Regions from separate parts of the Homo sapiens genome. Here region 1 is linked to region 2. A link is an interaction called in ENCODE POLR2A ChIA-PET data of the cell type or tissue named here. Cell type or tissue: GM12878. All regions are shown on one strand.

Region 1 (2,500 bases), 1.5 Mb before region 2:
GGGCAGCCAGGCCAGATGCCCGCCCTGCCTGAACTCCGGCCAGGGAACCACTGCAGGTGCTCACAGGGGTCCAGTGCTCCCTGTGGAGGCAGCATCCAAGATCCAGGCTGCTCATGGGTGGTGATATCCCCTGTCCTGGCTGCATAGCTTCTTCCCCTTGTTCCTCACTGTCTTTTAAACACAGATATCCACCTGTGTTGGGGGTTATGACAGCAACCTGACACCCCTTCCAATGAGGTCGTTCCCTGAGTCAAAGAGGCTACTTCTACTCTTTGCAATCAAGAACTCTGGCTTTACGCTTCTACTTGATTATAAGCCTCTGCCAGGACCTCCCTCTAACCTCCTACACACAAACCAACGCTATGACCTTCTAACCAACTTGGCGTCAATAGAACAAATGAGGTTTAAAGAGCTACTGGAACTGAAGGTAAGGACAGAGGATGACCCCTGAAAATACACAAGAATATCACTTTCATTAGACCTAAGGCAGGGTTCCTACAACCCAACCCCAAAAAGAGGCTTGTTTACCTGCATAGCTTCCACATGGCTCTGACTGGTATTTAAGACAATTAAGTAAATTGTCCTTTACTTTAAGTCATGACGTTGGATAAACAGCATGGTTTCAACCAAATGTGACTGACAAACATTTAATGAGAGAAAACTGGTAGAGAAAAGTTAGGTGGCATGGACACAAAAGACAATGCCTGTTGATATATGCATGTCTTTAATCAACAAAATAAAAGCTTAGCTGACCAAGCATTCCAATTTGAAAAAGGTAATCCTGGTTTTTTACATAATCACAGATTTTTTTTAGCTGAAGTAGAAATATACAAATCTAAATCCTTTCAGTGTAGATAAATAGGTAACAAAGATCAAAAAGTGGTAAGTAATTTGGCTAAGGACATAGCTAGTTCATGATAAGACTAAGGACCAAAGGGGTAACAACATTCATTCTATGTGCCTGTTACTCTGCCAGGTATATTATATAAAGTGTCCATTTTAACTCTCATCACAAATCTGTGACAGATATATTATACTCATTTTATAACACAGAGAATGACAGTCAGAAGTAAAACGTCCCATCCACAGAGCTCCTAAAAGGCAGAGTAGAGATCCAAAACTCTATTTATTAATTTCTAAAGTTAATCTTACTCCCTTCCTGGCTTTAGGGTTTGGGGAATGGAGAATGATTCTTTGTTGTTGTTGTTGGTGGTGGTGGTGGTGGTTCTTTGTTGTTGTTGTTGTTGGTTCTTTGTTGTTGTTGTTGTTGTTGTCGTTGTTGAGATGGAGTCTCGCCCTGTCGCCCAGGCTGGAGTGCAGTGGCGCAATCTTGGCTCACTGCAACCTCCGCCTCCTGGCTTCAAGCAATTATCCTGCCTCAGCCTCCCAAGTAGCTGGGACTACAAGTGCATGCCACCATGCCCAGCTAATTTTTGTATTTTTAGTACAGACGGGGTTTCGGCATGTTGGCCAGGATGGTCTCAATCTCTTGACCTCGTGATCTGCCTGCCTCAGCCTCCCAAAGTGCTGGGATTACAATCGTGAGCCACCGCGCCCATCCAGAGGATGATTCTTAACTTTTTCTGTGTACCCTGTATGCCTCTGCAGTTTAGCCAAATTGATGGACCCCTTTTCAGAATGTTTTAAAATGCATAAAATACACAGGATTAAAAAAACAATTACACCAAAATATAGTTCTCAAATATTAAAAATTACAGTTGATAAATAGTAATATCTGTGCTTCTTTATGAAAGCATTAAATAAAATCTAATAAAGCCCCGAATAACTATTGTTCCTTGCCTTCAATAGAAAGGATATCAATAGATCAAAACACTAAAACATACTGAATTTGCACGGTATTAATGTCTAACAGATACATCAGGTTCCTTAATTTTTTTCTGCACAGGATGTTTAAAAATAAGAAGAAGAAAAACCACAGACTAGGTGCGGTGGCTCATGCCTGTAATCTCAGTGCTTTGGGGGGCCAACACAGGAGGTTCACTTGAGGCTGGGAGTTCAAGACCAGTCTGGGCAACAAAGTGAGGAACTCCCCTCCCCTCCGCCAAAAAAAAAAAGTAGCTAGGCACACTGGCATGTGCCTGTAGTCCAAGCTATTCGGGACGCTAAAGCAGGAAGGGGACAAGCCTTAGCTTGTCCCCAGAAGTTTGGGGTTGCAGTGAGCTACAACTACACCACTGCACTCCAGCCTGAGCAAAAGAGCAAGACCCTACAAAAAAAAAGGAAAAAACAATAAACAGAATTATCATTTAGATTTCATTCTCCCTGTTGAAGAACATTTAAAAAGAAAACAGGAAAACACTCACTGCTACTATCTATTTCATATACAAAATTCTTTTCCATAATATCCAGTGCAACCTCTCAGCCACATACAACTACATTATCCACAAATATGTTTATATTCAACATAACCTACAGTCCAGCAATAAAATGCAGAAAGGAATATGGTTTCACAGATTGGGAGTCAGAAAATCTAATTTTT
Region 2 (2,500 bases):
GCATTTAAGTAGAAACCATATTTTGACTTTTGAATGTTGGTCTTTTCCCAGGCTAACGAGGTGCGGTAGGATACTCTCTCATGATGCTAGCAGTGGCAGGCCACCCCAGCTCCCGGTCAGCTATGAGATCATGAGGGTAAACAACTGAGACTGTACTCTATAGTGCACTGTATTCAAGAAATCACATGACATAGACACCACTTTATTATAAAATAGGCTTTGTGTAAGATGATTTTGCCCATCGGTAGGCTAACAATGTAAGTGTTCTGAGCATGTTTAAGGGAGGCTAGGCTAAGCTAGGATATTTGGTAGATTAGGTACATTAAATGCATTTTCTTTCGTTTTCTTTGTTTTGTTTTTTTTTTTTTTTTTTTTTTTTTTTTGCGGCAGAATCTCCCTCTTGCCCAGGTTGGAGTGCAGTGGCACAATCTCGGCTCACTGCAACCTCCGCCTCCCGGGTTTAAGCGATTCCCCTGCTTCAGCCTCCCAAATAGCTGGGATTACAGGTGCCCGCCACCACGCCCGGCTAATTTTTGTATTTTTAGTAGAGACAGGGTTTCACCATGTTGGCCAGGATGGTCTCAAACTTCTGACCTCTAGTGATCCACCTGCCTCGGCCTCCCAAAGTGCTGGGATTACAGGCGTTAGCCACCCCACGTGGCCATTAAATGCATTTTTGATTTATGGTATTTTCCACTTGCGATGAGTTTCTTGGGATGTAACCCCGCTGTAAGTCGAAGAGCATCTGTAGTCTAACTTAGCTGGGAAGGAGGAAGAAGAAAGTAAGGATAGAGTGTGAGCCACAGAATGCCCGAAGAACAAACTCAGTGATCAGTGAAGAGGGAAGACAATGGTTAGCAAAGATAAGATCACTTGCAGATTAAACTCTTCCTTTCTTCTTCTAGGGAAGTGATTAATGCCATTGTTTTCTTGATAATCTACCTATTTAAAAAATGAAGTCTGTCAGGCCATTTACCACCTTCCTAAGAAACTGTTTCCCTGAGAAGAACTCACAGGTGGCCGAGAGTGGTGGCTCACACCTGTAATCCCAGCACTTTGGGAAGCTGAGGTGGGCAGACCACCAGGTCAGGAGTTCGAGACCAGCCTGGCCAACATGGTGAAACCCCATCTCTACTAAAGAGGCAAAAATTAGCCAGGCGTGGTGGCGGGCGCCTGTAGTCCCAGCTACTCAGGAGGCTGAGGTAGTAGAATCGCCTGAACCCGGGAAGCAGAGGTTGTAGTCCCAGGTACTCGGGAGGCTGAGGCAGGAGAATTACTTGAACCCAGGAAACGGAGGTTGCAGTGAGCCGAGATTGCGCCACTGTACTCCAGCCTGGGTGACAGAGTGAGACTCCATCTCAAAAAAAAAAAAAAAGGAACTCACAGGTGTCCCAACTCTCTGATTTCCTTTTCTAGAAGTTGACAAGAGACCGGGCACGGTAGCTCACGCCTATAATCCCAACACTTTTGGAGGCTGAGGTGGGTGGATCACGAGGTCAAGAGATCAACACCATCCTGGCCAACATGGTGAAACCCCGTCTCTACTAAATATACAAAAAATTAGCCGGGCACAGTGGTGGGCGCCTGTAGTCCCAGCTACTCGGGAGGCTGAGGCAGGAGAATGGCGTGAACCCGGGAGGAGAACTTGCAGTGAGCTGAGATCACGCCACTGCACTCCAGCCTGGGCAACAGAGCAAGACTGTCTCAAAAAAAAAAAAGAAGAAGTTGACAAAAACCGATATTTCTGGCAGATATAAAAAAACAGAGATTGCTTAAGCGGAGCTAATAGTAAAAATCCCCAAATCTTCCTCCCCTTCAAGTCTGTCCATTCGCCTAGCATCTCAGAAGCTCTGTGTGCTCGATTGGTTTGGGGAATATCAATTCCCTCTGCACACAGTAAGATCCCAGCCACATCCCTGGGGCTCAAGGATGAGTTCCCAAGACCACCTTGATTCGGATCTGCCCTTCTCTGCTCCCAAATTTGCATCTCTCAAGGTCTCGGCACCTGGAACCTCAGCATTGCATTTTTACATATAGAGGAACTAACGGGATATATCAGCCTCAAACAGTGACAAAGAGTAAGGCCAGTATGGACTCTACAGGAAATAGAAATACAATGAGCCACCCACATTTAGGGTTCAGGGGAAGATGCCTGCCATGGAATATCCAATAGGGCTAGTCCGCAGGCTGGCTCCAGGGGAAAAACAAATTGGAAGCAGGGAGGGTCTGTCTTTCGGGCCCTCAATCACCCACCAGGTATCTTCCTTTCTCTATTCCTTCCCCTTTGGACACCTTGGCACTCCTTCCTCCCACCGCCCACAAAGCCTGCTCCCAGGAAAGGCTGTTTTTGCATTCATTCCTATTTTAATGTGAGTTTGAAACAAACTCCCATGGAGTTATATTCAAAATACTCCTTTGTAGCAAGTGAAACAGAAATCACTGGTCAGTTTTGAAATGTGTAAAATTCAAGGCACACATGACCAATGGAATAAACTCACTG

The links. Peaks named below come from ENCODE experiments on the same cell type or tissue, not always from the same donor. Only the 100,000 strongest peaks of a DNase experiment are listed, where the experiment ranks them.
Region 1: POLR2A ChIA-PET joins it to region 2 with 5 read pairs; 1 of 35 experiments calls an interaction of 5 or more read pairs at or near these places.

What each region holds. Positions count from the first base shown.
Region 1 is chr6:12,037,453-12,039,952 of GRCh38, reverse strand. The region is part of intron 2 of HIVEP1 (HIVEP zinc finger 1); the gene reads right to left. Among named protein-coding and RNA genes, the nearest start is that of HIVEP1, 26 kb to the right of the region's middle. In GM12878, no CTCF peak of the experiment used is centred here; no DNase peak of the experiment used is centred here; H3K27ac peaks cover 526 bases.
Region 2 is chr6:10,535,582-10,538,081 of GRCh38, reverse strand. All of the region lies in intron 3 of GCNT2 (glucosaminyl (N-acetyl) transferase 2 (I blood group)), which reads right to left. Among named protein-coding and RNA genes, the nearest start is that of GCNT2, 15 kb to the right of the region's middle. In GM12878, no CTCF peak of the experiment used is centred here; no DNase peak of the experiment used is centred here; H3K4me3 peaks cover 1,627 bases; H3K27ac peaks cover 1,579 bases.